Linked DNA regions of Homo sapiens: region 2 is linked to region 1. Evidence: chromatin loops called from intact Hi-C (ENCODE). Cell type or tissue: endothelial cell of umbilical vein. All regions are shown on one strand. Each heading gives the region's core, and the rest is flanking DNA. Links, peaks and the distances in the headings are about the cores only. Region 1 overlaps LINC00836 (long intergenic non-protein coding RNA 836). Region 2 overlaps GPR158 (G protein-coupled receptor 158).

Evidence for each region. Peaks named below come from ENCODE experiments on the same cell type or tissue, not always from the same donor. Only the 100,000 strongest peaks of a DNase experiment are listed, where the experiment ranks them.
Region 2: a loop joins it to region 1, with 16 times the contacts of the local background. A loop is called at or near these places in 3 of 110 quality-filtered maps.

What each region holds. Positions count from the first base shown.
Region 1 is chr10:25,676,232-25,688,830 of GRCh38, forward strand. The region is part of intron 1 of LINC00836 (long intergenic non-protein coding RNA 836); the gene reads left to right. Among named protein-coding and RNA genes, the nearest start is that of LINC00836, 31 kb to the left of the region's middle. In endothelial cell of umbilical vein, for the core only: a CTCF peak has its summit at 6,552; no DNase peak of the experiment used is centred there.
Region 2 is chr10:25,516,359-25,528,957 of GRCh38, forward strand. All of the region lies in intron 5 of GPR158 (G protein-coupled receptor 158), which reads left to right. Among named protein-coding and RNA genes, the nearest start is that of LINC00836, 130 kb to the right of the region's middle. In endothelial cell of umbilical vein, for the core only: a CTCF peak has its summit at 6,790; DNase peaks (open chromatin) are centred at 6,153 and 6,793.

The sequences.
Region 1 (12,599 bases), core at 1,759-9,758:
GAGTGTTTTGAACCCATTCTGCTAGTGTATTAGTTGGAGTTTTCTAAAAGAACAGAACCAACAGGACTTACCCACACATCTATTTATCTATGTGTGCATGCATGTATGTATATTAGGTTGGTACAAAAGTAATTGCAATTTTTGCCTTTACTTTTAAGGGCAAAAACTGTAATTCGGTTTAATAGAGAGAGAGAGATTTATGAGGAGGAATCAGCCTGCATGATTATGGAGCCCTAGAATCCCATGATCTGCCGTCTGCAAGCTGGAGATCCAGGAGAGTCAGTGGTGTAATTAAGTCCCAGTTCAAAGCGCCAGGGGAGCCACTGCTGCTAAGCCCAGTCTAAGGGCAGGAAAGGTGGAATGAGATGTCTCAGCTCAGATAGTGAGGCAGAAATAAAAGGGGGCAAGTTATTCCTCCCTCTGCCTTTTGTGCTCTTTGGGCCCTCAGTGGACTGGATGGCGCCCACCTGCCTTGGGCAGAGCCATCTGCTTTACTGAGTCCACTGATGCTACTGCTAATCTCATCTGGAGCACCCCCACAGACACACCCAGAAATAAGGCTTAATCTGGGCACTGCATGACCTGGTTAAGTTAATACGAAAATTAACTTCACAGCCAGTTCATAGCATGTAGCCTTGGACAAGTTACTTAACCTCTCTGTGCCTCCATTTCTCCACTTGTGAAACTGGCATAATAACAGTATATATCTCATAATGTTGATCTAAACATTAAATTAGTTAATACAAGGCTGGGCATGGTGGCCTACACCTGTAATTCCAACACTTTGGGAGGCCAAGGGGAGCAAATCACTTGAGCCCAGGACTTCAAGATCAGCCTGGGCAACATGGTGAAACCCCATCTCTACAACAACAACAAAAATACAAAAATTAGCCGGGTATGGTGGCATGCACCTTTAGTTCCAGCTACTCAGAAGGCTGGGGCCAGAGAATTACCTGAGCCCTGCAGGTTGAGGCTACAGTGAGCCCTGATGGCACCATTACACTCCAGCCTCGGCAACCCTGTCCCCAAAAAAGAAAAAAAATTAGTTAATACACATAAAGCTTTAGAAAAGTGTCTGTCAAACAATATATGATCGGTATGTATTATTATTAAATGACGATTACTCGTTGGATTGCTCATTAAAAGACTTGAAAAAAATGCATCCAGAGTAGATCCTGGAAATCTACATTTAAAATAATTATTGCTAATAATTCTGATGCCATTGGCTCATGGTATCACCATTTGAGAGCTGGTCATCTAATAGGACCATTCATTTGAGTTTAGGAAGAAATGTTGGTATTCTACTTCTATCAGCTTTCTTTATCAGAAAATAGAAAATTTATTTTACAGTATTTAAAATAGTAGCTGATGCTGGGGCCTTCATTAGTCTATGATTTAGATATCTTCTAGGGATTTCCAGGAATTTCCTATAAAGTAGGAAAGGGAATCTCACAAGTAGGAGCTGATGGTGGTCCCTGCCCCAGTGATCTTTCAGTGCACAGTGATGCATTGCAATTTGCATTCATGCTGAATGAAATGAATTTATGGATTATATTTATCTAATTATAGATCATTACAAAAGAAACAATTGACTTGAAAAGATTTTTGCTAAAAATGTATACATCCATGACAATGCTAACAATTTCAGCAAAAGTGAAGAAGAAAATGACATTACCATTTGTCTTTGTTTTTGCACGATCCCTCTGCCAACCACATCTTCAATAAAAGCAATCTTCATATAATCAATCTGACCAAAAAAAGAGGCCGCCAAAAGTGCTTTTATCAAGAATACTGTTTGAAATGTTAATGGTCTCATTGATAATTATTTCATCCCAAGTATACATTATGCTGTGATCTATTAAAGAATTTCTCCAGTGCATTAAGAAAGTTTGGTGAGTGGCTGGCACAGTGGTTCACGCCTATAATCCAGCACTTTGGGAGGCTGAGACAGGCGAATTGCTTGAGCCCAGGAATTCAAGACCAGCCTGGGCAACATAGGGAGACCCCATCTCTATTAAAAATAAAAATAAAAATAAAAACCTAGCCAGGCATGGTGGTGCATGCCTTTGGTCTTAGCTACTTGGGAGGCTTAGGTGGGAGGATAGCTTGAGCCCAGGAGTTCAATGCTACAGAGAGCTATGATCATGTCACTGCACAAGAGCCTGTCTCAAATAAATAAATAAATAAATAAATAAATAAATAAAATAAAAGTTTGGAAAGCATTAGAGTAAATTTTGAGATTCAAAATTATCTTTGTTACCCAGTCAATTCACATGTACAGAGATCAATAACAAAAGTAAAAAGTTGTCTTTTTAATTTGGGAAAAAAATGATCATCTCACTAGAAGTAAATTAAAGTGTACCACACAATCTAAAAGATCTCATGTTTTTTAAATGAAGTTGTTTCCTTGGAGCATAAATAAAATTAAAACCAATTACTCAATCTGAGCCCAGTTGCAATTGACTTCTCCTTTCTGTTTGTCCTTAAGATGCCTGTATAACAAAGCAAATTCATGAGATATCTGAGTATATTTTCCCTGGGTGGTAGTTGATTTCCACTCAGCTTTGGGAGATGACTCAACAAAACAAAATTTGTGGGGTAAAGAAGACTTAAATAAACAACAGATAAAAATTGATGGGATTGACGTCTCACTGTAAGCCAAATAGAATTTCTGCAGACCAAATGGTTTTGAAAGGCATTTACCATGTCGTGTGTAACTCTCTGTAATTATATCTGGGAGTCATCATTTCACTTTCATGCTCATTGTCAAATGAACATCAGCCTCCAGTTTAACACTGTGTGGAGGAGGGGTCAGAGAGAAAAATTCTTGGGTTTTTTTATGGTAGGGAAATTATCATGTATCCACATTGCTCAGACCTTTACAGAACATGTAAGTTACTTTGGACCTGAGCTTTGATATTTGTACTTTATGACATTTACTAATGACTCAAAAACATACAGTGTGCTCCTGAACTTTTAAATCATGGATATGTCTTCTGTTCTGTAGTACTACACTAACTACAGTAACCTGCCTACAAAAATTAAATATTGGTTCATGGTTATAATTACAGGCATAAGCTTAAGGCAGTGAAGCTTAAAATTAAGTTGAATCATATGAAATGCCATTATTTGGAAGCCAGAAATGGTAAAAATCATCAACTCTGGAGACAAGCAATCCTAAACTCTGGTTGGTCCTGCCAATGCTGGTGAATGGCTCCACTCCAGTCTAGGGGTGCCCGGCTCCAAAGACAGCTCCTAAACTCTGAATGTTGTACCTGCATTTAAGAGCCTCGTAAAAGTACCATTTCTAACACTCTAGTTTTAGCTACTGTAGTTAGTGTAGAGGGCTAAAATCCTCATGCGCTGCATTTAATTACATGAGAAACTTTCTGCAAAGAGAAGTTGAACTCTAACTTACAAAGTCTTTCAAATGCAATATGTAGTATTCATTTCCCCAAAGATATCTATGCTCATCAAGGTCCAGAAATTTGTAAATTTAGAGAAATAAAATTGACATATGAGTATACAGACCACAACTTAAGCAAACAAATGAATTTTTCCTTCAAGATAGACTCTGTGGGAGCCTGTACATTTATTCTCAAGATGAGGTTATTATTCAAAGTATAGTTGGTGCCCCTGTTGGTATCACTCTAAGAGAGAGTTTATAAAAAGCGTCCTCATTATCTTATAGTCACAGCTCATAAATCTGTTCACCTTGGGGTGATCAAATGAGAGGCTGGCAGGATATCAATCTGTGTTTTCAATACTGTGTATTTGAATAGCGATGAAAACACCAAGAGGTATGACCACTTTGTCAGAATTGAAAGGAAGGCTTCCTAGAGCTAAAAACCCTGGGCTGAATCCCAGGAAGCCTTATGGATTGGTTTAGTAGGATAATTATGTGGCTATTCACTGGTAAGTGAAAAGAGGAGAGAAATAAGCACGAAAAAGTCATAATAAATGTGATCGGATTTTGGTGTTTGGTATCTATCCCATCTATTTTCTAAGAAATTCTTAAATTCTGCTATATGATTTTATAAAAATTCTCTAATGTTTGAACATGAAACAGCCTAAGTGTCTTTGACTCTGTCGGATCAGTCCCCTCCAAGCTTTCTGTGTTTGAGGGACTTTTCCTGCTGGTGATCCCCAGGAGGTACCTTTCCACAGGGACTCACACAGCAGCATATCTGTGTACTCTATCCAGCTGTTCCTGTTAATAAGAGATAAAATTGAGACATAGAAGGTGAACCCTTTTTATTTCCTTTCCCTTCTGGAAATTGCAGCACCCAGTGTGCCCTGAGTGTCAGTGTTCTATGCTTAGCGAGTCACTAAAAGCACAATTCACAGCCTCCCATCAACAGCAGCTCTTGTCCCGGCTTCTCGGATGATTCCCATGAACTTGGCATTCAACCTAAGGGTACAGAGTCATAAACCAGAGTTGGCTCTTTTCTTGGAGTGTTTCTTTTGTTTGATTTTTGTTTGAGACAGAGAGTCTCACCCTGTCACCCAGGCTGGAGTGCAGTGGTGCGATCAGGGCTCACTGCAGCCTCAATCTCTTGGGCTCAAGTTCCCATGTAGCTGGGATTCCCAAGTAGCTGGGACCACAGGCACATGCTACCATGCCCAGCTAATTTTTTTTTTTTTAATTTTTAGTAGAGATGAGGTCTCCTTATGTTGTCCAAGCTGGTCTTGAACTCCTGGGCCCAAACCACCTGCCGGCCTTGGCCTTCCAAACTGCTGGGATTATAGGCACGAACCACTGCGCCTGGCCAGGGGTGTTTCTTTTGTACCATCATCTATTTGAGCGAATCTCCATGCAGATGACAAGACCCACGATTCTGTCTCACAGAAACCTTCAGATTAAGCCCAACCCAGTTAGATTTTAATGTCAGTTTTTATTGATCTGTAGTAGAGAGGCTGATAAATTTTCCCAATAAAACCTTGTTCCTGAAGCCTCTTTCATATTCCTGATCTTCTACACCAGATGTTCTTAAACGGTTTCTCTCTCCACACCACAGGGTAACCTGACAAGAAAGATGGAATTAGAGCAGCTCAGGAAATGTGCCTAGACTCTCACCTCTTTTAGTTGTGTAACTGCCAACACTGTGGCCACATTACTGATGAAGGTGCCTTGCATGGAAGTGTCATCTGTTAGGTGTGTTAAAGAGAAAAGAGGCTAAGAATAATTGACACCAAAACCCACTGAGTTTAAAGGATGTAAGATGACACCCAGATGCCTGAGAGGGCTGATAAATACAGGCACTATATTCTAAGAGTTCCAGAGCTGGCAGTCCTGGATTGCAGGAGGGCCACTCACCACTACTGTCAGGTCCAACTTATCTTCAGGATTGCTTGACTCCAGAGCTGGTTTTTGACCAATTCTGGCCAACCAAACTGGGAATTTCACAAGGTACAGCTTAATGAAGCTCTGTTGCCTGAAGTTTGTCTTTTGTGCCCGCTTGGTGCTCCAGGTATTTTCTGGTCTTACACCAACCTTCTCCAAATATTGCCAGTTGTTGAGTGGCCTCTTGCTGGATCCTCTAGTGCACATTGTCCTTGAACTCTCTTCCTTTTACTGCGTTAAAATCCACAGCTCTCCAGTTAGGGATCATGCTTAGGTGTTGCTGCAGCTTCATGCGTTATTCAGCTTCCCCTCTTAGAGCACAATGGAACCCAAAGGAATCCACAGTAAGAGAATTTTTTAGAGTAAGGAAAGCAGAGAGGATAGCTTTGCATAGATCTGGAGTGATAGGACACCTTTCTTGGCCCTCAATTCTAATCTAGCCAAGTGGCTGCCTACCTTATCTAGACATACGACTGTCTTTTCATAAGGCCTTCTTGTGGTGATTAGGAAACTGGAGAAGATATTACATTGTTCTCCAGGCCACACTCAAGATGTGTCTATTTTTGTTACTCGTTTTGCAACGGCTTTAAATAGCATACCTTGGGAGGCATTTTGAGATCAAGGAGTTTACCTTTGAAATAATGTATCTTCTTTATCAGCAGTGGGGCCACTTTCTGGCACAAGATACGTGCTGTTATGATATTGCAATCCACTGGGATAAAAATAATTCATGATGTCAGACCCTCATCCCAGGAGTGCTGCCCTCTTGAGGTCATCTTCCAGGAGGGGAGGTAGGGTGGGCCAGGCCCGGAGCCTCCGCAGAGACAGAAATAGAGTGCTAATGGCCTTCAGCGACACGGACAAGAGTGGGAAGTGGACAGATATATTTATCAAGAGAAACGGCTCCAAGCATCTGCTAAGTCCCCATTCTCCTCTTTTTCCCAGGTCTATTTCTGGCATCTCTTTCCACAGCACAGGCAGCCTTGCAGAATGAAAAGTATTTCTCCCACCTGCCCTGGCCTCTGCCCTGGCTCTGAAAGAGGCAGGCTGTGAATGATGGTTGTCAGTGTCTGGAGTTTTCACTGAAAAACAGTCCCCTGAAATGGAAAGACACACAGAGGGGAGTGATCTCATCGCCACTGATTTTTCCCAACTTTCAGTTTTGTATCTCCATGGTGGAACTCGATACAGCAGCATCCCTCAGTGGTTCCAGCCCAGAAGTGCAAGGGGAAGCCGGCTGCCTGTTCATGAATTCTGTAGCTCAAAAAGCAGAGGCCGAGAAAGCAAAATTTCAAACCTTTGTCAGAAAGGGTGAGACCTTGCTCAGCACGATAGCTGAGAACAGCTTCCTCCTTCAATGCTGGTCTCTCTATACTGACAGTTGACAGCTGATGATCCCACATTCTCAGTCATGCGAATGACCTCACCTGAGCACCAGTTTGTAACGGATGTTTAAGAGGAAAGCAAGGGAATTAAATGCTGCACAGGAATTTGGCACTTCTGTATAGAAATAGAAAAACTAAATGAAACTTATAGTACCTTCCACTCAACTAAGATTCTTGTGAAGCAAAGTATATCTGGGAAAATATAGTAATATGGTTATTTTGTGTTCATAGTGTGTGACTCTACTTATAAGCACTTTTTAATCATTATAATCAATCACTTTAAAGATCTTAGAGGGAACTTATTAATCAAAATTTAAGCCTTCTTTAAAAAAAAAAAACTTCCCATATACTAATTTTGCACAGAAGCAAAAGATTAGATTGGGATTCTGCCTGTTGTGGAGAGACAAAGACAAGAGTGCTCCAGATTTCTGTGTTTGTGTTTTTACTTCATACTTTCAATGCGTCCGCAAGAATAGACTTGTGTTTCTCTTCTTAATACACAATGGTTAGAGCTCACAGAATGTAAGTAAGAGATTCTTTGAATTGCACAATAAGCCAAGGAACTTTCCCAGCTACCGGGAGGCTGAGGTGGGAGGATTGCTTGACCCCAGTGGGTGGAGATTGCAGTGAGCAGAGAACACATCACTGTCACTCTAGCTTGAGTCACAGAGCAGGACCTTGTCTCAAAAAGCAAACAAAAAGCTGGGTGCAGCAGCTCATGCCTGTAATCCCAGTGCTTTGGGAGGCTGATGTGGGAGGATCACTTCAGACCAGAAGTTCGAGGCCAGCCTGGCCAACAAGGTAAAACCCTGTCTCTACTGAAAATACAAAAAATTAGCCAGGTGTAGAGTGGCACATGTCTGTAATCCCAGCTACTCATGAGGCTGAGGCACCAGGATCACTTGAACTGAGAAGGCAAAGGGTGCAAAGAAACAAACAAACAAAACACACAAGCCAAGAAACTTGACCCCAGTGTTTGGGTCTATCTCTAAAAATTCTGACTGAATAAGTTGCCCACTTTTCAGATAGGTGCCCAAGCTCATTTTGTGCTTCTCTAACAGAATGCTGAGACTGGGTAATTTATTACAAAGAGAAATGTATTGGCTCACAGTTCTGGAGGCTGGAAAGTTCAAGACCAAAGTGCCAGCATCTGGTGCAAGTGCAAGCGTCTGTGCTGCATCCTCACATGGTGGAAGGCAAGAAGGCAAGATGGGGTGGAACTTGCCCTTTTATAAGGTACCAGTTCCACCCATGAAGGTAGAGCCCTATGGCCTAACCACCTCTTAAGGGTCTTACCTCTTTATACTCCTACAATAAGAATTAAATTTCAGCATGAGTTGTGGAAGGGACAAACATTAAAATGACAGCAATAAGGGAGAGGACCCCTCTCAAGGAGATGAGGGAAACATTTACTATTCACGTTTTCAACTCTACCTGGCCAGGAGATTCCAACACTGCAGCTTCTGGTGACTAAAGAGCAACCTAATAGAGAAACTACCAAGGAAAGCTAAGTGGTTTCCAAACAAGTTCTCTCAAGGTGACACCTGATGTGGTTCTAAAATATCTCAGCTTTTGCAGGTTTTAAAATATGACTTGTCAATTTCCCAGGCGTGGTCTGACTCTTGGGGCCAGAGTTGCATTGATGGCACTTGAGAGACTAATACATAATCCAGAGCTCCAAATGTACACTGTGAAATAAAACTGCCAAGGTGAGCTAGAAATGTTCTTTCTGCCTTCTCTCTTTGTATAAAAGCCACATGAAAAGAGGGTTTATAGTTGGAAGCTGTTTGGTGATCATGGAATGAAAGTGTGGGTGTGGAGGAGAAAAAATGATCTGCAAGGCTAATATCACTGAGCTGTAGTAATCTGGCTCACCTGTCTTGACTGGAACATGCCTGCCAAGCATTCTGGTTGGGTTCCCTAGAAGCACATGGACTCTGAGACAAGGATTCACGTGAAAGTGATTTTTCAGAATGTATTACCAGGAAAAACTGGTAGGTGAGTGGGGAAGTGGAACAGGAATGGGAAGTGAGGTAAGCAAGGCTGAATTACCAGGTGAAGTCTCCAGGAAGGTGAGTTTGGCTCAACCTCACAGGAGAGCTTTGAAGGTAGAGCAGTTCCCACATCAAACTGTCCCATTAGGGGTAAGAGAACTGGAGTACTTATACTCCAGCACACAGAGCCACTGGATAAGAGTCACCCATGTGTGCAGAAAGCAGACTCTGGCAACCTTCACCCAAGTCGGCACTGGCCCAGGCACAGGACTCAAAGAGGTACAGGTGCTGGCTGTTGGAAGTGAAAGCATAGTGGAAAACCAAGTGCACACAATGGCATGAATCCGCGGGATGCGCACTGACCTGTGGGGATGCACCTTGATGTGGTTGGCTGCCTCCCTGCTGGAAGGCCCCTGCATCCTCCCCCAGACTGTTGTCGATGCCCTGTCACAAGCCTTGTCTCAACCAACCTCCCATCTTGAGCACCCGCTAAAGGCCATTCCCTTCCTTAGCTTTGTCCTGGTCTCTGAACTTTGGCATTCATAGTCTATATCCACCCTTTTATCAAATATAACTTAGGATGACTTTGTTTACATATGGTTGAGCTTGGCTTTTGCATGTCCACATACTCTTATTTTATACTCCCAGTAAAACCTTAATATTACCCCAGGTACTTATAGCTTACATTGCATAAAGAAAGAAGAAAGTAGGAAGAAAGGAAATCAGGAATTACATAGATAACAAGGCTGTGTAGTTAGCCACCCCCTCCCCATGTGGGGCCTGAATTACGTGATTGAGGGTGATCAGTCATTTAACTTAAGAAGCTACAATGTTTCATGTAGCTTTCTTGTAGAACAGCTACAGACTCTAAATATTTCATTTTTGACATTGATAGACTAGGAGAGGAAATTATCTCCAGGAAAAATGCCATGCATGACCAGGGTTAATGATATGGAACACACCCCACAAAGATGCTTTGCCTTTGGGTACCAGGACTTCAAATCCTACACAATGAAGGTAGGCAAATTTCTTCTTCCATCAGCCCCAGATGGAGAGCCCAACTTTATGGATAATATTTTATCCCCCTCCTTTCTCTCTCCTAACACACACATTTCCACCCTGTAGCCCACCCCACCCTACCCTGTCTCACTCTTTAATCCTATTTCTATGTAGGATTCTGTTATTTGCATTCCAGAGAAATTTTTTTCCTAACAAGTATAAAGTGAAGAAGCTATTCTTTATGATGAAAGGATACAAATCTTTCTCAACCTAGATGTTTCTAATACTCTTCAGTGAGGGTCTAAAGTGGGAAATGATTTAAATTAGTCTTCAGTGAATTTCTCCCCAGCTTTCTCAACCCAAAGGACAGAGCAGCAACTTAGCTGGTTCTCACAGGATCCAATGTTTGTTTGTTTCAGATCAAAAATGAAACCAAGAGAGAAAAGAAACAGTGCAGTTAGCAAAAAAAAAAAAAAAAAAAAAAAAAAAAAAAAAAAAAAAAAAAGCAGGGATTCTTAATCTTGAGGGTGCGTGAAAATACTGTCGGAAGAGGAGGCATTTCGATCTGCAGCCCTGCCGTGCTGGGTTTCTGAGCTCTGCTGCTCTCTTTCTCTGGGTAACAGGAGACTTGAAGACATCGCCCAGAAGGTAGAGCTTCAAATCCTGTTCTAGGGCCCAGAAGCAGAGGTATGGACCCCACTCCTGAGTTAATTTACTGTATAACATATGGTATTTAAAAACTTTTACTAAAATCTTGTTCCTATGCTTTGTGGTCAATGTCCAGGCTAATTTGGGAATCGGGACTAACCAACTGATCCCACTGGTGAACAGAGAAACTCAAGAGTTCAAGGCAAGGCCTCAAGTCCAGCAAAGTGTAATACCCTTGAAACCCCAAATCCTGGTGGGCACTGGTGCGTCCCACTCAAGGGTCCAGATGCTCATTTTTGCATGGATACACTGTTGAGGATTTTTCTGCCTGGGATGCCTTCCCCCTCCTCCTCACAGCCCATTTTTTTCTCCACACATCATTTCTGAGTCTATAATTCCTATAAAATTTTAATATCCAGCTTAAATGTTCATCTCTCCATAATTCCCCTGTCTGAACCCTTTTTGTCCTTGGTCCAAAATAACTTGAAATGATTTTCTTCTATGGAAATTGTGGGGTTTTTTCCCATTATGTAAGTGCCTTGACTCAATTTGATTTATTACTTCAGCATCTATGTAGTAGCTTTCTGTGCTGTGTGTTCTTCTTCTATAAATGGGGGATGATAACAACAGTACCTTCCTCAGTGAGTTGCAGTGATGTTTAAATGAGTTAACAACATAAATGGCAACAGAACCAGATACATAGTAAATGTCCAAAGAAGTTAGCAATGATGACGATAATGTATATCGTTATAATAACCCCATATACCATTGGTAAATATTTTGGAATGAAAGAATAGGTAAAAATAATTATCAATTACTTTGAAGCATGGGTGACTTGAACACCCAGGCCCAAGTTCCAGACTCCCCTGAGGATTGCTTCATCATCACTGGGCTCACCTAGAGTCTGGGAGTCTCTGTTGTTAGGTTCATGCAAGATCTCCAGGTCTTGCATGCTTGTTAGATAAAACCCCACATAGGGTTAAACAGAAGACCCAAAGACAGGGAACTCTTCTCAGAAGGAAAGAAAATTGCCATTAGTTTTATTGCTGTGGTTTCTGCTGCTGTGGATGTTTTTTAAATTATCTAATTTTGAGAGCCTGGGAAATGACAAAGAGCCCGGCTGTCCAATTATAACACTGGTTGTGTAAACCCAGGAGACTTGGAGTCTCTTAAAATTTGTGTAAAGAAGGGCTGATCATAATCACAATACATCACCACTGATGTGTTTTGTTTGCATGGTATCATTTGGTTCTAGTGATTTTTTCCTGCATTATTCTAGGTGACATGCTATCTCTCCATCAAAACAGGGAAGTGAAGCCTTGGAGGGAATATAGTAATCTGCATTTCTCTTGTATCCATTCTTTCATAGGACTTCACAGACCACTGGATCTCACGCTTTGGTGAGAGCATCTCATGAGGACTTTGCTATCAAAGCAGATTTTAGAACCCATCCGCAGGCGTTCAGACTCAGTGTCTCTGCCTCGAAATAGGCATTTTAAACAAGATCCTTAGGTTTTTCTAAGGCAGGCATCTTCTGGTCCTTGTATTTCAAAACATTGCTTTTTATGGACATATAGGAATACACAGAGGCATACATGCAGTTTAACTGGAAAAATATTAAGTTTAACTGTCATTTATACATTCATTACAACATATTTCATTCACCAAATATTACCAAAACTTAGGATGTGCAATAAAGATTCAGAGTAAAAAAAAGTCCCTCCCATCATGGAGCTTAAATTCTTACTGGTTAGAAACAATTCATCAACAAATAAATGCACATCCACTTATACATGTGCATGTATGTTTGTTTATTATATATGTAATATGACATCATATACACTAAAGGTTATATATGTGTAGTATGGCATTCTATATAGTATATACTATATAGACAATATATACATATACTATATACTATATTTACTATATATATTATATATAGGCTATATAATATATACTATATAGTATATGCTATATATACTCTATATTACATGTAGTGTAGATACTATATTAATACTATAACATAACAAATATAATACTGTTTTATAGTATATTTATATATTATATATAGTATATTATAGGTACTAGTATAGTACATTATATTAGTATGATATATAGTATGTTAATACAGTAAATTATATATAATATAGTATAGAATACTATAATACTATATATAGAATACTATATATACTACATAGAATACTATAAGATTAAATACTATATATT
Region 2 (12,599 bases), core at 3,150-11,149, 160 kb before region 1:
AAGCTCTTTAGTTTAATTAGATCCCATTTGTCAATTTTGGCTTTTGCTGCCATTGCTTTTGGTGTTTTGGACGTGAAGTCCTTGCCCATGCCTATGTCCTGAATGGTAATGCCTAGGTTTTCTTCTAGGGTTTTTATGGTTTTAGGTCTAACGTTTAAATCTTTAATCCATCTTGAATTGATTTTTGTATAAGGTGTAAGGAAGGGATCCAGTTTCAGCTTTCTCCATATGGCTAGCCAGTTTTCCCAGCACCATTTATTAAATAGGGAATCCTTTCCCCATTGCTTGTTTTTCTCAGGTTTGTCAAAGATCAGATAGTTGTAGGTATGCGGCGTTATTTCTGAGGGCTCTGTTCTGTTCCATTGATCTATATCTCTGTTTTGGTACCAGTACCATGCTGTTTTGGTTACTGTAGCCTTGTAGTATAGTTTGAAGTCAGGTAGTGTGATGCCTCCAGCTTTGTTCTTTTGGCTTAGGATTGACTTGGCGATGTGGGCTCTTTTTTGGTTCCATATGAACTTTAAAGTAGTTTTTTCCAATTCTGTGAAGAAAGTCATTGGTAGCTTGATGGGGATGGCATTGAATCTGCAAATTACCTTGGGCAGTATGGCCATTTTCACGATATTGATTCTTCCTACCCATGAGCATGGAATGCTCTTCCATTTGTTTGTATCCTCTTTTGTTTCATTGAGCAGTGGCTTGTAGTTCTCCTTGAAGAGGTCCTTCACATCCCTTGTAAGTTGGATTCCTAGGTATTTTATTCTCTTTGAAGCAATTGTGAATGGGAGTTCACTCATGATTTGGCTCTCTGTTTGTCTGTTGTTGGTGTATAAGAATGCTTGTGATTTTTGTACATTGATTTTGTATCCTGAGACTTTGCTGAAGTTGCTTATCAGCTTAAGGAGATTTTGGGCTGAGACAATGGGGTTTTCTAGATAAACAATCATGTCGTCTGCAAACAGGGACAATTTGACTTCCTCTTTTCCTAACTGAATACCCTTTATTTCCTTCTTCTGCCTGATTGCCCTGGCCAGAACTTCCAACACTATGTTGAATAGGAGTGGTGAGAGAGGGCATCCCTGTCTTGTGCCAGTTTTCAAAGGGAATGCTTCCAGTTTTTGCCCATTCAGTATGATATAGGCTGTGGGTTTGTCATAGACAGCTCTTATTATTTTGAAATACGTCCCATCAATACCTAATTTATTGAGAGTTTTTAGCATGAAGGGTTGTTGAATTTTGTCAAAGGCCTTTTCTGCATCTATTGAGATAATCATGTGGTTTTTGTCTTTAGTTCTGTTTATATGCTGGATTACATTTATTGATTTGCGTATATTGAACCAGCCTTGCATCCCAGGGATGAAGCCCACTTGATCATGGTGGATAAGCTTTTTGATGTGCTGCTGGATTCAGTTTGCCAGTATTTTGTTGAGGATTTTTGCATCAATGTTCATCAAGGATATTGGTCTAAAATTCTCTTTTTTGGTTGTGTCTCTGCCTGGCTTTGGTATCAGAATGATGCTGGCCTCATAAAATGAGTTAGGGAGGATTCCCTCTTTTTCTATTGATTGGAATAGTTTCAGAAGGAATGGTACCAGTTCCTCCTTGTACCTCTGGTAGAATTCGGCTGTGAATCCATCTGGTCCTGGACTCTTTTTGGTTGGTAAACTATTGATTATTGCCACAATTTCAGCTCCTGTTATTGGTCTATTCAGAGATTCAACTTCTTCCTGGTTTAGTCTTGGGAGAGTGTATGTGTCGAGGAATGTATCCATTTCTTCTAGATATTCTAGTTTATTTGTGTAGAGGTGTTTGTAGTATTCTCTGATGGTAGTTTGTATTTCTGTGGGATTGGTGGTGATATCCCCTTTATCATTTTTTATTGTGTCTATTTGATTCTTCTCTCTTTTTTTCTTTATTAGTCTTGCTAGCGGCCTATCAATTTTGTTGATCCTTTCAAAAAACCAGCTCCTGGATTCATTGATTTTTTGAAGGGTTTTTTGTGTCTCTATTTCCTTCAGTTCTGCTCTGATTTTAGTTATTTCTTGCCTTCTGCTAGCTTTTGAATGTGTTTGCTCTTGCTTTTCTAGTTCTTTTAATTGTGTTGTTCGGGTGTCAATTTTAGATCTTTCCTGCTTTCTCTTGTGGGCATTTAGTGCTATAAATTTCCCTCTACACACTGCTTTGAATGCGTCCCAGAGATTCTGGTATGTGGTGTCTTTGTTCTCATTGGTTTCAAAGAACATCTTTATTTCTGCCTTCATTTCGTTATGTACCCAGTAGTCATTCAGGAGCAGGTTGTTCAGTTTCCATGTAGTTGAGTGGCTTTGAGTGAGATTCTTAATCCTGAGTTCTAGTTTGATTGCACTGTGGTCTGAGAGATAGTTTGTTATAATTTCTGTTCTTTTACATTTGCTGAGGAGAGCTTTACTTCCAAGTATGTGGTCAATTTTGGAATAGGTGTGGTGTGGTGCTGAAAAAAATGTATATTCTGTTGATTTGGGGTGGAGAGTTCTGTAGATGTCTATTAGGTCCGCTTGGTGCAGAGCTGAGTTCAATTCCTGGGTATCCTTGTTGACTTTCTGTCTCGTTGATCTGTCTAATGTTGACAGTGGGGTGTTAAAGTCTCCCATTATTAATGTGTGGGAGTCTAAGTCTCTTTGTAGGTCACTCAGGACTTGCTTTATGAATCTGGGTGCTCCTGTATTGGGTGCATAAATATTTAGGATAGTTAGCTCCTCTTGTTGAATTGATCCCTTTACCATTATGTAATGGCCTTCTTTGTCTCTTTTGATCTTTGTTGGTTTAAAGTCTGTTTTATCAGAGAGTAGGATTGCAACCCCTGCCTTTTTTTGTTTTCCATTTGCTTGGTAGATCTTCCTCCATCCTTTTATTTTGAGCCTATGTGTGTCTCTGCACGTGAGATGGGTTTCCTGAATACAGCACACTGGTGGGTCTTGACTCTTTATCCAATTTGCCAGTCTGTGTCTTTTAATTGGAGAATTTAGTCCATTTACATTTAAAGTTAATATTGTTATGTGTGAATTTGATCCTGTCATTATGATGTTAGCTGGTGATTTTGCTCGTTAGTTGATGCAGTTTCTTCCTAGTCTCGATGGTCTTTACATTTTGGCATGATTTTGCAGCAGCTGGTACCGGTTGTTCCTTTCCATGTTTAGCGCTTCCTTCAGGAGCTCTTTTAGGGCAGGCCTGGTGGTGACAAAATCTCTCAGCATTTGCTTGTCTGTAAAGTATTTTATTTCTCCTTCACTTACGAAGCTTAGCTTGGCTGGATATGAAATTCTGGGTTGAAAATTCTTTTCTTTAAGAATGTTGAATATTGGCCCCCACTCTCTTCTGGCTTGTAGGGTTTCTGCTGAGAGATCCGCTGTTAGTCTGATGGGCTTCCCTTTGAGGGTAACCCGACCTTTCTCTCTGGCTGCCCTTAACATTTTTTCCTTCATTTCAACTTTGGTGAATCTGACAATTATGTGTCTTGGAGTTGCTCCTCTCGAGGAGTATCTTTGTGGCGTTCTCTGTATTTCCTGAATCTGAACGTTGGCCTGCCTTGCTAGATTGGGGAAGTTCTCCTGGATAATATCCTGCAGAGTGTTTTCCAACTTGGTTCCATTCTCCGCATCACTTTCAGGTACACCAATCAGACGTAGATTTGGTCTTTTCACATAGTCCCATATTTCTTGGAGGCTTTGCTCATTTCTTTTTATTCTTTTTTCTCTAAACTTCCCTTCTCGCTTCATTTCATTCATTTCATCTTCCATTGCTGATACCCTTTCTTCCAGTTGATCGCATCGGCTCCTGAGGCTTCTGCATTCTTCACGTAGTTCTCGAGCCTTGGTTTTCAGCTCCATCAGCTCCTTTAAGCACTTCTCTGTATTGGTTATTCTAGTTATACATTCTTCTAAATTTTTTTCAAAGTTTTCAACTTCTTTGCCTTTGGTTTGAATGTCCTCCCGTAGCTCAGAGTAATTTGATCATCTGAAGCCTTCTTCTCTCAGCTCGTCAAAGTCATTCTCCATCCAGCTTTGTTCTGTTGCTGGTGAGGAACTGCGTTCCTTTGGAGGAGGAGAGGCGTTCTGCGTTTTAGAGTTTCCAGTTTTTCTGTTCTGTTTTTTCCCCATCTTTGTGGTTTTATCTACTTTTGGTCTTTGATGATGGTGATGTACAGATGGGTTTTCAGTGTGGATGTCCTTTCTGTTTGTTAGTTTTCCTTCTAACAGACAGGACCCTCAGCTGCAGGTCTGTTGGAATACCCTGCCGTGTGAGGTGTCAGTGTGCCCCTGCTGGGGGGTGCCTCCCAGTTAGGCTGCTCGGGGGTCAGGGGTCAGGGACCCGCTTGAGGAGGCAGTCTGCCCGTTCTCAGATCTGCAGCTGCGTGCTGGGAGAACCACTGCTCTCTTCAAAGCTGTCAGACAGGGACAGCAGAGGTTACTGCTGTCTTTTTGTTTGTCTGTGCCCTGCCCCCAGAGGTGGAGCCTACAGAGGCAGGCAGGCCTCCTTGAGCTGTGGTGGGCTCCGCCCAGTTGGAGCTTCCCGGCTTCTTTGTTTACCTAAGCAAGCCTGGGCAATGGCGGGCGCCCCTCCCCCAGCCTCGCTGGCGCCTTGCAGTTTGATCTCAGACTGCTGTGCTAGCAATCAGCGAGACTCTGTGGGCGTAGGACCCTCCGAGCCAGGTGTGGGATATAGTCTCGTGGTGCGCCATTTCCTAAGCCCGTCGGAAAAGCGCAGTATTCGGGCGGGAGTGACCCGATTTTCCAGGTGCATCCGTCACCCCTTTCTTTGACTCGGAAAGGAAACTCCCTGACCCCTTGCGCTTCCCAGGTGAGGCAATGCCTCGCCCTGCTTCGGCTCGCGCACGGTGCACGCACCCACTGGCCTGCGCCCACTGTCTGGCACTCCCTAGTGAGATGAACCCGGTACCTCAGATGGAAATGCAGAAATCACCCGTCTTCTGCGTCGCTCACGCTGGGAGCTGTAGGCCGGAGCTGTTCCTATTCGGCCATCTTGGCTCCTCCCTCCTCTATTGTTATCTATTTCACTGAAGATTTTTTTCCTTCCTAACTTGCATCATATTATTGATTTAAGTTTGACTTCACCTTTGTCTGGTGCCTCCTTGATTAGCTTAATAGTTGACCTCCTGAATTCTTTTTCTGGCAACTTAGAGATTTCTTCTTGGTTTGGATCCATTGCTGGTGAGCCAGTGTGATCTTTTGGGGGCATTAAAGAACCTTGTATTGTCATATTACCAGAATTGTTTTTCTAGTTTCTTCTCATTTGGTAGACTATGTCAGAGGGAAGATCTGGGGTGAAAGAGCTGCTGGTCAGTAAAACATGGAACGCTTCATGAATTTGTGTGTCATCCTTGCACATGGGCCATGCTAATGCAGCACACATCAAATGACTTTAGTAGACTGTTATCTTGCTGATGGTATGAAAGCAATGGCAGAAAAAAATCCTACAGATATTAGTTTATATGAAAACTGCTGCCAAAAGGTATTGAAGGAGTAGTCATTGAATCCTACATAGACAATAAGAAGATGATAATTTTTCAGAGTTGAGGCACTGTGGGTGAAAGGAGATAAGGGCCCAGAAACTCACTTGCTTGATCTTCTCTTTTGACTGTCATAAATAACCTCTGAGATGTCTCCACAGAGGCCAGTTTAATAACCAGTAATTAGGGTAAAAAGCAGAGAACAAGGGATCAGAACTGAGTTATAATTCTGGTGTAGCCAGTTGTGTGACCTAGCACAAGTCACTTAGTCTTTTGGGGTCTCAGCTTCTTACTATGTAAGTTAAGAGTATTGACATAGGTATTCTCAACAGCACTTCTCACTTCTGTCATTTCTTGGCAGTTTTAGAGAAATTCCCCAAAATATTTAGATCCACGTTTTCAGCTAGTTCCTGTTAACCCCGTTACCCTCCCAGTGCTTGGCATGGTCAGGGAATGTAATAAATCGCCTGCTTTTAAAAAGCTCTGGACATCCATCTGAGTCCTGTTTTCAAGGAAATTGTAGGCTTACTTTTTTATAAAGAGAGATATTCCAGCAGAGTCATGGCCTCCTTTTCCCTTGTAACCCTGTTGATGGCAATGCCAACTTCCATCAAATTCTCTTTGGCTTTGGTAATGAGATATAGATGTTGGGGGGAAATGACTAATGAGAAAAGGGATCTGGATTTGACTTTGCCTTGGAGGAAATTGCATTTATGTAATTGAATTCACTATAAAGACAGACCTGTGAGTTGCAGAAGGCTGAAACACAATTGACTACTTACATACAAGTTTGAAAACTCACAAAATACGCTTATATATTATTTATGGATACATATAAATGGAACAAACATAGAAAACATGTACTGGATGGCTTTATGTCAGACTTTTTAGTGCTTGCCTCTAGAGAAAGTAGAAGACATGGGACTGTGAAGGGGAATTAGGAAGCTTCTCCTTAATATGGGTAAAGTTTTCAGTTTTTTAAAGACCCATAGTGATTGTAACAAAATTTATACACGTATTAATTTGTGTGGTGTGCAGATGTCAAGGTTATATTAATCTCAATTTCTATTTTTTTTAAACTTAAAAAAAGTAAAATTGTATTTAAAAGTACTTTCAAGAGCTGAGCTGAACTGGAGAAGCTGAGCTGCTAGATGTCAGAGTAACTGGTTAAGGCAACAAGCCGAAATGGAAGAAACAGTCAAGCCCTTCATCACTTAGTATAAGCAAGAGGCTGAACTGAAGAAAGTGCTGTCTTCCCTGCTGTTCCATTTTTCCCCATGGGATGGCACCATGCACAAGGGTCAGATGGGTCAACACAGGCATGGGGAATGTCTCACTGCAGTGGGAGCCCTGAACAAAAGGCTCCTGAAGTCCTGTGGATCCAGGGGTTGGGAGAAGGGCTAGAAATGGAAGAGTACTGAGTCAGAGTGAAGAAAACATCTTTAAGGTCCTCTGTGTGGAAGAACTCTTGGATGGCTTGGATGGAGACAGCTCTGCTAGGAATGCGACATGAGTAAGAGCATGGCTAGCCAGGGAGCCTGAGTCCTTGACTGCAGCCCCCTCTAGCAACTGCAGTACATCAAGACTGTGCACCAGGTGGGGAGGACAGAGTTCCCGTAAAAGGTTTGCCAGGTAAAGTTTTTATAATTGCCTGTGGTTGGGCCTGAAAAATCAGACATAGGTTTTGGTCAGTAGCTGGACTCCTCGAATTCTAATGTTTTTCTGCTACAGAAAGCTGTGTAGCTGAGAAATAGACAATTTAATCAAAATATTTGGAGACTTCGGTACCCTACTTTTTGTAATGAATAGAACACCTAAACAGAAGATCAACAAGGAAACAGTATAAACCAACTAGACCTAGCAGACATCTGTAGAATACTCCTCTAAGATCAGGAATCACACAATGATTTATACTGTTACAACTTCTATTCAACATTGTGCTGGAGATTCTAGCCACAGCAATTAGGCAAGAAAATGAAGAAGAAGAAAAAAAAGGCTTTTACTTTAGAAAGGAAGAAGTAAAACTGTCTCTATTTGCAGATGAAACGATCTTATAGAGAGAAAACTCTAAGGAATGCACAAAAAAAAGATCTTTAGAACTAATAAGTTCAGCAAAGTTGCAGAATACGAGATCAGAATATAAAAGCAATTTAATTTTCTTATACCAGCAATGAACAATCCTAAAATGAAATTAATGAAACAATTCCATTAGAAAAAGAATAAAATATTTACAAATCTAATAAAAGAAGTGCAAGACTATACAATGAAAACTACAAAACATCATTAAAAGGCGTTCAAGAACTACATAAATGGAACTCATGGATTAGAAAACTGAATAGGTTAGCAGTACTCCCCAGATTGATCCACAGATCCAGTGCAAGCCTATGAAAACCCAGCTATCTTTTTGTTAAAATTTCCAAGCTCGTTCTAAAATGTATATGGACACGCAAGGGGCCCAGAATATCTAAAATAATTTCAAAAAGCAGAACAAAATTGGAAGACTCATACTCCCTTACTTCCACCAAACTTACTACAAAGCTGTGCTGATCAAGATAATGTGGTACTGAGATAAGACAGACATGAAGATCAATGGAATAAAATTTAGAGAGTTCCAAAATACATCTTTCCATTTGTGGTCAATTGATAAGCATGTGAAGAATGTTCAATGGGGAAAGAATAGTCTTTTGAATAAATGATGCTAGAAGAACTGGATATCCATAAGCAGAATAATGAGTTGGATCCCTAGTTCATACCACATATAAAATTTAACTCAAAACAGCTCAGAGTCCTAAATGGAAGAGCCAAAACTGTAGAACTTTTAGAAGGAAACATAGATATAAATTTTTATGACCTTGGGGTAAGCAATGGTTTCTTAGATATGACACCAAAATCACAAGTGACAAAAGATGAAATACATAGTTGATCTTTATCAAAGTCAAAAACTATGTTGCAAGTTATACTACCAAGAAAGTTAAAAGAAAGCACACAGAATAAGAGACAATATTTGTATGTCATATGTCTGATAAGGGACTTATATCCAGAATATTACAACTCAATAATAAAAAGACAATTCACCCAACTAAATAGACAAAGGATCTGAATAGACAGTTCTCTGGAGAATATATACAGATAGCCAATAAGCATATGAAAAGATGATCAGCATCATTTCTCATTAGGGAAATGCAAATCAAAACCACAATGTGATAACACTTCACACCCACAAGGATGGCTGTAATAAAAAAGATAGATAAAAAAGATAGGCAATGAGTGTTGGCGAGGAGGTAGAGAAATTGGAAACATCATCCATTGCTGGTAGGAATGTAAAATGGTGCAGTCACTCTCTAAAACAGTTGAAAATTTTCTCAAAATGTTAAGCAGAGTTACCATATGACTCAGCAATGCCATTCCTAAGTATATAACCAAGGGAAATGAAAGCATATGTCCACAAAAACACTTACACATGAATCTTCGTAGCTACATAATTCATAATAGCTCAAAAGTGGAAGCAATTCGCATGTTCATTAACTGATGAATGGATAAACACAATGTATTATATCTATACAGTGGAATATTATTAATAAAAAGGAAAGAAGTAGTGATACATGCTACAGTATATCAGTAGCATACATTGTATGGTACTCTACATTGTATGGATGAACTTTGAAAACATTGTGCTAAATCAAAAAAAGCAATCAAAAAAGACCATGGATTGCATGATTCCATTACTTGAATTGTCCAGAATTAGCACATTTATAAAGACAGAAAGTAGACTAGTCAGTGGCTGCCTGTGGCAGGGGAAGAATGGGGGAATGACTGCTAATCATTATGGGGTTCATTTTTGAGGTGGGGAAATGTTCAAAAATTGATTGTGGTAATTGTACAACTCTGTGACTATACTTCAAATGAATGAATGATATATGAATTACACTGCAATAAAGCTATTTATAAAAGTCATAGTAGGGCCAGGCACGGTGGCTCTCTTCTGTAATCCCAGCACTTTGGGAGGCTGAAGTGGGTGGATCACCTGAGGTCAGGAGTTCGAGACCAGCCTGGCCAACATGATGAAACCCCATCTCTACTAAAATACAAAAATTAGCCAGATGTGGTGGCATGTGCTTGTAAACCTAGCTACTTGGGAGGCTGAGGCAGGAGAGTTGCTTGAACCTGGGAGGCAGAGGTTGTAGTGAGCCAAGATCGTTGCCACTGCACTCCAGCCTGGGCGACAGTCCAATTTTGTCTAAAAAAAAAAAAAAAAAAAAAAAAAAAAGTCATAGCAATTCTGGTTCTAATAACTGAGCAGTTATGTTGAATTGACCTTCCAGCAGATACAACTCTGGAAAATATATAAAAACACAATTATTTGAAAAAACTGAAAAACTATCAAAAGCAGGCAGAAACTAGAAGGGATTTAATCCTTTAATAAAGGAACTGCACTAGGTAGGGGGCTACATTACCTACTCTTTTGCAGAGGGCGCTCCCAGTTTATGTAGTGTGTGAAGACTAGCACTTAAGCAAAAAGCTGCAATCTGTTTGTCTTAAGATGTCAGAGGATAGAGTTTGATCCTGCTAGAGAAGCTGGAAATTGAGGGGGTAAATTATGAAAAGGAGGGGGCCACAGGAGGCGGATGTACTCATCTGGATCCAATCAAGAGACAGAAACTGTACAGTAATTTGGATAGTGGGTTTATGTAAGGAGTTGTTAAACTATGATAGGGCAATAACTGTAAAGATATAAAGAGAACTCAATAATATAAGGCTGAAGGAGCATGCTCAAGAAAGGATAAACTTGGAAAGAGGCTTCCTCTGTAAAGCTGGGGTTCAGACCTTGTTGCAGAAGGTATGTTTGCAGCCCACTGGATGGCAGAGGAATTTGCTGAGTTACATAGGCAGAGCTGGTCCACAGATGCCAGACAATCAAGAAACAACCCCAGTGAAGTAAGATTGATGGACTGGCTTGCAGAGAGACTCAGGGCTTTGGAAGCCCACTCACAGGCTGGGAAGCAATTGGGCAAAGATTACCAGACTGGCAAAAAAGCAAGCCCCAGCTATATGCTGTACAATGTATAGATAAGATAAAAGTAACATGATTGCAAAAGATACAGTCATAAGAAAATTGGAATGGTTATATTAATATCAGACAAAATAGACTTCAAGAAAGGAGATATTCACAGAAAAAAAGAGGGACATGTTATCATGATGATAAAACTCAATTCATCAGGAAGCCATGACAATTCTAAACATATATGCACATAATAATAGAGCTTCAAAATGCATAAAGGAAAAGATAAGACAGAGCTAAAAGGATAGATGAATTCACAGTCAAGTCAGAGATTTTTACACCTTTGTGCAAAATAATGATGATAAATAACAAAACTGTACAAGTGGTATAGACTTAAAAAGATGAACTAATTGATATACACAAAACTACACATTTTTTTAAAGTACGTATGAAATGTTCACCAAGATAACCATATGGTATACCATAAAATGAATCCCTATAAACTTTTTAAAATGGAGATAAAAAAAGAATATCCTATGACTTCAATTTGAATTAAATTAGTAATCAATGATATGTTAACTTAAAAGCCCCAAATATTTGGAAATTAAACAATTTTTAAACAATTAGCGTGTAAAACAAGAAAATGGAAATTAGAAATATTTCAAATGGAATGATAGTGAAAATGTGAGATATCAAAATTAGTAGGATGCAGCCAAAGCAGTGTTTATAGGGAACTTTACAGAATTAAATGCTAACATTAGAAAAAATATGAACTATGATTCTACCCTATGCATCTAGAGAAAGAACAAATCAAACCCCAAACAAGTAGAATAAGGGAAAAAATAAAGTAAGAATCTACTTGAAATCAGACATATAATAGAGAAACCCAAAAGCTGTTATTTTTTAAGTTATAAAGTTGATAAACCTCTGGCAAGACTGATCAAGAAAAAAATGGAATACACAAATTACCAGTATCAGGAATGAAAAAGAAAATATTGCTAGAGATCCTGCAGAGATTAAAAGGATAATAAGCTGGTATTACAATAAAACTTGATGCCAACAAAGTCCACAACTTGGATGAAATGGACAATCTTTTTGAAAAATACAACTTACTAAAATTGACAGAAGAGATAGGAAATTTGAATACACATTTTCATATAAATAAATTTATAATGAAAAGACTTCTCAGAAATAAAGCTATAGACAAAGATATCTTTAGCTATTTCTATTACACATTTAAGAATGGAATAGTGTCAATCTTAACTCTTTCAGAAAATAGAGGAAAAGGAAATACGCCCCAATTCATATTGTTCCAATATCCTGATATCAGCTCATACTACCATACTGACCCTAAAACCTGACCAAGATATAATTAGAAAAGAACATGACAAACAATACCCCTTATGAACATAGAATTAAAATTATCAAAATTCCTTAACAAAGTATTAGAAAATTGGATCTATATATATATAGATATATAGAGAGAGATCCAAGCATTAGATGGGAAGCACTAAAATATTTTTAAAATATACATACAACATAATTGGGTACATTAAAAAACCTGAAGAAATCTTCAGTGTTAGAATTAATAAGTGAATTTGTCAGGGTTCTAGGATATTCCTATATACAGTAGCAAACAACTGGAGAATGAATATTTTAAAATTACATTTACAATAGTACCTAAAAGCACTAAATACATACAAGTAGATTTATTAAAAAATGTGCAAGAAATCTACACTGACAACTAGAATATAGTGTTAAGAGAATATAAAGGAAACCTAAATAGAGAAACACATGATGTTCATGAATTAAGTGGTGTCAGTTCTCTTCAAATTGTTCTGTAGAATCATTGTAATTGTAATCAAAACCCCAGCGGGCTTTTCTTTTAGTAATTTACAAGTTTAGTCTAAAATTTATATAGAAAATAAATGATGCAAACTAGCTAAGTCAGTGTTTTAAAAGAACAAAGCTAGAGGATTTATACTATGGAATTTCAAAAATTACTCTAAAGTTACAGGACTTAATACAGTGTTAATTGGCCTAAGGAGAGAGAAATAGATCAATGGGACAAAATAAAGCAACCAGAAATATATC